Linked DNA regions of Homo sapiens: region 1 is linked to region 2. Evidence: chromatin contacts called from ENCODE Hi-C or POLR2A ChIA-PET data. All regions are on one chromosome and are shown on one strand. Each heading gives the region's core, a stretch centred on a gene start or an enhancer-like site at or near the end of the contact. The rest is flanking DNA. Distances are from core to core; before and after follow the strand shown.

Evidence for each region. A loop is a pair of places that touch in the nucleus more often than their neighbours do. ChIA-PET counts read pairs that join two places held with the same protein, here RNA polymerase II (POLR2A). Pooled maps may share reads with other maps.
Region 1: a map of ascending aorta shows a loop between it and region 2 (10-fold over the local background). The contact joins the promoter of ACER3 here to the promoter of EMSY-DT in region 2. A Hi-C loop is called at or near these places in 5 of 168 maps with a recorded cell type or tissue (CD4-positive, alpha-beta T cell, Caco-2, Right ventricle myocardium inferior and 2 more), 4 of 37 single-sample maps with no recorded cell type and 18 of 50 pooled maps. POLR2A ChIA-PET finds 5 or more read pairs at or near these places in 1 of 52 experiments (Caco-2).

What each region holds. Positions count from the first base shown.
Region 1 is chr11:76,858,756-76,862,850 of GRCh38, forward strand. It overlaps ACER3 (alkaline ceramidase 3), which reads left to right and starts at 2,163. Exons shown (of 11, transcript NM_018367.7): 1 at 2,163-2,324. The coding sequence starts at 2,222. RefSeq lists silencers at 1,836-1,935, 1,976-2,235.
Region 2 is chr11:76,442,207-76,446,409 of GRCh38, forward strand. It overlaps EMSY-DT (EMSY divergent transcript), which reads right to left and starts at 2,474. Exons shown (of 2, transcript NR_186348.1): 1 at 2,072-2,474. EMSY (EMSY transcriptional repressor, BRCA2 interacting) reads left to right here and starts at 2,812. Exons shown (of 22, transcript NM_001300942.2): 1 at 2,812-2,922. RefSeq lists enhancers at 1,817-2,452, 2,453-3,089, 2,790-3,019, 3,220-3,269, 3,310-3,379 and 1 more.

The sequences.
Region 1 (4,095 bases), core at 913-3,412, 420 kb after region 2:
GAGGGTGGATCACTCAAGGTCAGGAGTTCAAGACTGGCCTGGCCAACATGGTGAAATCTCGTCTCTATTAAAAATACAAAAATTAGCCAGGTGTGGTGGCAGCCTCCTGTAATCCCAGCTATGGGGATGAGGGGGTACTGAGGCACGATTCCCGGAAGGCAGAAGTTGCAGCGAGCCAAGATGGCACCACTGCACTCCAGCCTGGGCGACAGATCGAGATTCTGTCTCAAAAAAGAAAAATTTCAGAGAGGCTACTATTCGTATTAAAATACACTGCTTCCGGCCGGGTGCGATGGCTCACGCCTGTAATCCCAGCACTTTGGGAGGCCGAGGCGGGTGAATCACGAGGTCAAGAGATCGAGGCCAGCCTGGCCAACAAGGTGAAACCCTGTCTCTACTAAAAATACAAAAATTAGCTGGGCGTGGTGGTGCACACCTGTAGTCCCAGCTACTCTGGAGGCTGAGACAGGAGAATCGCTTAAACCCAGGGGGCGGAAGTTGCGGTGAGCTGAGATCATGCCAGTGCATTCCAGCCTGGCCGACAGAGCAAGACTGTCTCAAAAAAAAAAAAAAAAAAAAAAAAAGATACACTGCTTCCCTAGGTTTTGCACCTAGCAAATAAAAGTTCTGCATCTATTTCCTGCTAATTGGCTATGGTTATTTTGTAGAAAGGCTGTGGGCTCTTCATCTCTCCTTGTCCTCTCTTTTACCTTTGACTTGCACCACATCTGACTTATTTATTTAGAAAATAGCAGTTGTATCATCCTTCATTTTTACTCTTCATTTCTTACTGTGTATTCAGGCAGAGTCCTAATACTAAGACCATAAAGAAGGGAAAGCAAGGTCTCTGATCAGGATGTAGCACAGTAGGATGTGAACAAAGGGCAAGGAAGCTCTAGGGTGTAAACATCTGGGATGGCTTCAGAGAGCTGGATTTTAAAAGAAGAGTGGGGAGTTGGTCAAACGGAGAAGAGAGTTAGGCTGTCCCAGTTGAACTGTGGGAGCAAAGGCAGGTGACCCAGCGCATTCTAGGAGAGGGGAAAGTTTGAGTTTGGTGTAGCTGAACACTAGGGGCAAGGGTGGTTGCATCTGTTTTAGGAAGAGCTCTCTGGCAGACCTGTGGAGTACTAGACTTTTTATTTATTTATTTATTTATTTATTTATTTATTTATTTAGAGACAGGGTCTCGCTCTGTTCTCCCAGGCTGGATTGGCACAGTCTCAGCTCACTGCATGCAATCTCCACCGCGGGGGCTCAAGTGATCCTCCCACCTCAGCTTCTCAAGTAGCTGGGACCACACGTCTGAGCCACCGCGCCCAGCTAATTTTTGTATTTTTCGTAGACACGGGGTTTTGCCGTCTACGATACTCCCAGACGGGGGCTGGGAGTATTAGACTTGAAGTTGGAAGTAGGGGTAGGCTGTTGGTTGCCTGAAGAGCAGGGCACAATTATAGTTAGAACGTGGAAACCTCTGTGCTTGGAGGCCCAAACGAAGCAGGGAAACTTTGCTTTAGTGCTCTAGCTAGCAGCATTCTTTTTTTTTAGGATCTCAGAACCTACTTTTTTTTTTTCGGTCCTGGGTTGTTCACCCTTTCCCTTTGTACCGAAGAGACACTTACACCTTTATCAGAAAATCACGGTTTATTTCCTGAGAATCACGGGGATTGGTTGGGGGTACTCTGTTTTGGGGCTCCATTTGAGGCCTGTGGCTCAATGGAAGACATAGAGGCGCTTCGCCGCACAGGTTTAATCAAGCAAGGGCTTGATAGAAGTATTCATCCCACCCCCGCCCCGATTAAATCAAACCACACGCACACAAATAGAGGCTCTGGCACATCCTGACAGAATATAGCCTCTGGGATGTCAGGAACCCCCAACCTACGGCCATTGGCGTGTCTGCACCGGCCAGGAAGCCCAGGCCCCCGGCTCCTTCCTGGATCACGCCCCTGCCCCGCCCAAGGGTGAAGAGGGGCGGGGCCAGCCGGCGCCCTCCGAGTGGGCCTTACACCAGGTCGGGCCTGGCCCGGCCCCGCGGCCCAGCGGCGCCGGTGGGCGGGGCCTCCGTCAGGGCAGTGTCAGTAACGGCGCCAGGCCCCGCCCCTCGGGGAGGCAGGGCCGGGCGGGGCGCGAGCGAGCGCGCGGGCTGGGCCGGAGCCGGCCTGGTCGCCAGCCTAACCCGGCACAGTGAGCGGAGCGCCTGGGCGGCGGCGGCGGCGGCGTGATGGCTCCGGCCGCGGACCGAGAGGGCTACTGGGGCCCCACGACCTCCACGCTGGACTGGTGCGAGGAGAACTACTCCGTGACCTGGTACATCGCCGAGTTCTGTGAGTGTGGCCTGAGGAGGGGAGTGGGGGCGAGAGGGCACCGGGCTGAGGAGACGCCGTGTGAGGAAGGCAAAGAGCGAACCTGGCCGCGAAGGGAGGTGCCAGGCCTGGCCCCGGGAGCTGGAATGCGGCGCCCTGGGCCAGCGGGAGGCTGAGAGGAGCGGGCCGGGAGTCCAGTGTGTAGAGGGAGGAGTACCGGGGTCTGGGAGGGAGGAAGGGGGCCTGAGGATTGGGGGGGCAGAAGAGCAGTGGGAAGTGGGGAGCCCCTGCTGGACCTAAGGGGGAAAGCCTGAAGAGCCGGGTTGGGAATGGGAATTCCTGCCCGAGAGCGGAGTGGGGCCAGGCTGGGAGAGTGGAGGACCCTGCCCCTTGGAATGAGGGCCCAGGACACCTGCTCTGCTGTTGCCACCACCAGAAGGGTACAGTTCCTAGCTTCGTCTTTCCCCCAATCCGTGAGAATTCTACCGTCTTTCCCTTCCCTTTTCACTGGAATATTAGACCTCCTTGCTCACCTCCAGGGAACAGTTTCACTAGTCTGAGATCTGAACCATCCCACCCCTATCCCCCAGGATGTCTTCAAGTACCAGAGGTCATCTGCTCTCTGAGTATGATTATTCAACTGTCATCTTGCACCAGGAGTCGAAGGCATCTTGCACCTAGCCTGTACCTTCTGCCCCTGCCAGGCTCCCAAGAGCACAGAGGACCAAGTCCCTGCTCCATTCTGTCCTATCCAACTATCTAGGAGTTAGGGGTCATCTGAGGACACTACTTCCACCGACTGCACCTTCTGAGGATTTAAGCATTCTTCTTTAGCGGCTGCTCTGTCAGGCACTGCTGGTCAGGTTGGGCTTGTTCTGTGTGCCTATGTGGGTGTCTGTCTGTTTTCCTAGACGATTTTTCCTGCCAGGCTAGGAGAAATCTGCCACTTCTTTTTCTATCATTTAATCAGGTTTTGAGAGCACAATATTTGATCCTTCTTTTAGGTACCTGCTTCTGGCAAAGTGCAAAGACTATCCTTTGGCTAATGATTACTGCCTTCTTTTAGTTGGATCTACTTCTCAGGACGTGAAGTGAAACTCTTCTTAGCTAACCTTCTCATTGTTGAGTCCTGTTCTCAGGCATCTGTGCATGGCTTTGTAGGAAAGAGGCAAGCATATCATGACAAATGGTCCCACTTTATTCTGTTCTGGTAATTGGCTAAGTTTCAAAAAAAAAAAAAAAGAACACTTTTTGCAGTTTTCAGGACTTTAGTACTATTCTCTTATGACCATGATTTAGGCTAAGAGTCACTTTTCTTCAACTATTAAATTAATAATTTTTACATAATCATGGAGAAATATTGGCAAAGGGATCATTTGTAATACAATTACTTGGGAACCCACATGTTGGCAAAGGAAGCGCTTTACCAGTTTGTTGTTAGATCACTTTGGCAAGCCCATGCCTGGTCCAGAGAACCATGACCACGAGGAAAGAGATGTAAAACCATGCACTCTGCGCTGGAAATGTGTAACATGGAAAAGAGGAATTCAAGAGTCTTCAAATATTGGATGGGCTATCATATAGAATAATTTTTTTTTAATTTATTTGGAATCTGGAATTAGGGCATATGGGCAGAAACTAACTGTAATGGGGAAAAGTTTGCTTCAATATAAGGAAAAACCTTCTCACCAATGATATGGGAAAGGTTGACTTGGGGGACAGAGGACTTTCTGTCACTGAAAGTGTTAAATCAGACATTGTTCAATGAACTCAATATTTTCGAAGGAAAAAA
Region 2 (4,203 bases), core at 1,224-3,723:
AGGACTACAGATGCACAACACCATGACCGGCTAATTTTTCTATCTTTAGTATAGACGGGATTTCACCATGTTGGCCAAGCTGGTCTTGAACTCCTGACCTCAAGTGATCAGCCCACCTCGGCCTCCCAAAGTACTGGGAATACAGGCATGAGCCACCATGCCCGGCCAGGAAGATTTTCAAATAAATGGCCATAATTCAGTGTTCTGAGCTCTGTAACAAGGTGTACACTGAGTGGTAGGGGAGCAGAGGCAGGGATGTCTGTCTTATCCTAGAGGGAAAGACAGGGGCAGGATAAGCTTTTTGAGGAAAAAGTTTGAGTCTAATCCTTAAGGAAGAGCATGTTGGGAACATTTGAGACTATAAAGCAGTCACAGGCAGCATGGGAAAGGTAGTTTCTGACTGCAAAATAAATACGGTTAGGAGAAAAGGGAAGATGTGAACTGTAGTATGTAATGACCAGCACCATCAACATCACCTGGGGGCCTGTTAAGACTATAGGATCCAGGCCTTACCTGATATCTATACTACCAATATTTGCGTTTTAACAAGATCCTCAAGCGGTTCCTATTGACCATTAAAGTTTAGAACCACTGGTCTAGAGCATAGGCTCTGGAGCCAACATAATCAGGTTTAAATCCCAGCTTTAGCTTTTTTTTTTTTTTTTTTTTTTAAGATGGAGTCTTGCTCTGTTGCCCACGCTGGAATGCAGTAGAGCGATCTTGGCTCACTGCAACCTCCACCTCCCTGGTTCAAGCAATTCTCCTGTCTCAGCCTCCCGAGTAGCTGGGATTACAGGCACATGCCACCATGCCCAGCTAATTTTTGTATTTTTAGTAGAGGTGGGCTTTCACCATGTTGGCCAGGCTGGTCTTGAACTCCTGACCTCAAATGATCCACTTGCCTCAGCCTCCCAAAGTGCTGGGTTTACAGGCGTGAGCCACCATTTACTTATGTGTGACTTTAGGCAAGCTATTTTGCTTCTTTCCTAGACTTTAGTTGCCTCCTTTGTAATTAGAGATAATAAAAGTTTCCACCTCATAAAGTTGTTCTAAGGACTGAATTACTATGTAAAATGCTTAGACCAGTATGTGGCACTTAGTAAGCACAAGGATTGACTATAATAATTCATCACTCATATGCTACTTCTTAAGGTCAGAGTCAGTTTTATAAGCCCCTTGTCTTTCGATTTGTACTCCATTGTAGAGGAGTAGACATTCATTGTCATTTTGACATTCACTGTAGAGGAAAGGACATTTGGAGGTCAGAAGACCTGGGATTACAAAGCCTAGCTCTCTTCCAATTCCTAGCTCCGTGAAATTTGGTGAGTCCTTGGTACATCTATGTTTTTCTCATTCATAGTATGAAAGACCTTAATCGTACCTGTCACACTGAAATGTTGCGAGGCTCAAATCAAATAATATATGTTAAAGTACAAAAATCCTCTATGAAGATTTCACTTACTATCTTTCCAAGAGTTCTTAAGCAACTGGATGCATAGGAAGGTCAGGGAGACAGCGGAGGGAGGGCCTGGTGATTAATATGTTCCACTTTACGATTTTCTGAAGGTGTAGGTTGGGTTTCAACAACAGTGACTTTCCTAGACCTCGGAGGGTATTTTTAGCTAATGGGCAAATAGTAGTAGGAAACTTAAATGCTGTTATTTACCTTCTCTTCCTAACCTACAGTTCCACTCAAGAACATGAAGAGTCTCATACGTTTGTATAGTGGTTCACAACTTACAACGTTTACGTGGTGCATCACAAGATCCCTATAGGGTAGTATTAACCCAATTTTTCAAGAAGGAAACTATGTCTGGAAATTGTAGAATGCACATTAAAAACTCTTTCTGACGAGCGTTTCTACCGGATCCGATGTTACCCAAAGTACAAAATTTAAAGAGGGAAGTCAATCACAAGATTTCATTGAATCTTCAGTATCAGGCAACTGGCTTCTATTTTATGGCCGCAAATAACTATATATTGGGCCCCTTTTCTCACCTGTAAAATAGGAACGAAAAGACCTTCTCCACAAATAAGATGAAATAAGAACAAAGGCTGAGGGTGAACCTACCACGTCGTAGGGCCTCAAATAAATTCCTTCTCCTTCTTGCCCTTGACAGAGATAGCACGAGATATCACTACCATTCCCACTTCACACGTGGAGGAAATCCAACGCGAGAACGCTCGGATTTCCCCTTCTTTACTTGCAACAACTCCGTAACCCGCAAATCGGCTACGGACAACTGCGATGTCCACTATGTTAGTTCTCGTAGCGTGGATTCTCTCTCCTCAAGATGCCATCTGGGGGGCTAGAGGCCACTAATAATTGCCCTCACGATCGAAGAAACTCGATCCTAATCCTCGACGGCACTTCAGGAACAAAGCTGCTCTCCCATCGTCCCTAACCTCACTACCGTAAAGGTCGCAGCAGAGCCCCTGCTCCAACCGCTAGCGCCATCTTGGCCGCTACGTGTGACGCCACACGTAGCAGAGAGCGCAGCCGATTGGCTGGGAGACGGCAGCCCAGGAGAGGCGCGCGAAGCCAGAGACAGGAGGGTATGCAGGAGAAACCAAGGGAACTACAATCCCGGCCTTCCTTGCGCGTACGACAGCAAACCTGGAGCGAAAGAGGTTGGAGTTTGGATTCGGACCACAACTCCCAGCACCCTCCGCGATGTCTGTCCTTTTCTTTCATAACGCGGAGGAAAAGAAGGACAAGATGAATGGAGGCCTTTTGGTGTTTGTTCTCCGAAAGGCGGGAAAAGCGAACTACACCTCCCGACTGGCCGCGCGCGGCTGCGCCTGCGCCCTGTTACCTGTCGCCATCTTGCCCCTTCAGAGGCACCGCAAACAAACCCAATTCCTGGTGTCCCCTAGTCTTGGCGGAGGAGCCTTTTAGATGAGCCCCGAAAGGCCGGGCAGGTGGGTGACTCTCAGGCAGGGTCCTGGGAAGAGCTGGCAGGCCAGCCAGGCTAGAGGAGCGCCGGGCCAAGCATTCGGAGCCCGGCTTGGGGCTCCCAGCCCCATCCTCCGTTGTTTCCTAACGGGATCGTGGGGCTCCCCGGGGTGGACTCAGGGGGACTCTGGCTGGCCTGGTGCTGGGACTCTGGGGGTTTAGCTCTGGGAGACTCCCGGTGAGTCCAGGTCGTCTGGCTGGGTATCCGCTGGCTTACTCTCTCTCGGTTGTCCTCTCCGCTGGGGAGGGAGTGAGGCGCGGGTGCCGGCCGGGACCCCTGACAACAGCTACTGGCCCAGAGGGGCTTGGGTCGTGGACTTGACATTGGGACCGGCGCCGAGAGGTCCGGGTGAGGAGCCTGGGCTGGCTGCTCTTGTTGTGGTGCTGCTAGGGAGTGCGTGTTTGGAGAGGGGGCGGGGCGGGCTTGTCTCCTTGACACTTGAGTGGGGAAGGATCCTACAAGATCCTGGTTCCCCGAGCGGGCTCCGGAAACTACTGCCCGGGTTTCCGATGCGTTGCGGCCCCGCTCTGGGGTCCCCTGGCTAGGACGCGCCGGGATGCCGTGACGTGGTGCTCGGTTCGAGCAGTCGCCGGCCGCCTCCAAGATCCTGTCGGGAGGCGGGGACTGGCTTGTGGAGGGAGAGGATTCCTTTGGCTCTGCCCCTTCTTCCTCCTCCCCACCCCTTTTCTTTATGTCATACTGCCGGCTGGGGCGCGCAGTCCAGTTCTTCTTGCCTTGGGTTTGTTCTGAGCTGAGAGGACTATGGGAAGTAGGGGGAGGGGGGCTCACCTCGGGACACAGAGTTGGAGTTAGCAGCCCCAGCGCCTGGAACGGGATATAGCAGTTATTTCGGTTCGGTGTCTGACTTCTAGGCTAGACAGTGAGCTCGTTCATTCATTCATTCATCCATTCGTTTTGCTCAGTCGCGTCAACCATTCACTTACCCATTTAACAAATACTTAGAGCGGCTCTACTCTGTGCTAAGCAGGTATTGCGCGTGCCCCCAGAGCCGTGTCTTTTTGTCTTTTACACTAGGAAATTCCCAGTTCTAAGTAAGTTCCTGGCAGCTCAACTGTTGGTAAATGGCTGTTTAATAACTACAGGATCAAAATTCATATTCCATTAAGACTTGAGAGAGTATATATATATGTGTGTGTGTGTATATATATATGTATATATATATGTGTATATATATATATGTATGTATCGTTCCAATTTTAGTATATGTGTTGCTGAAGCGAGCACG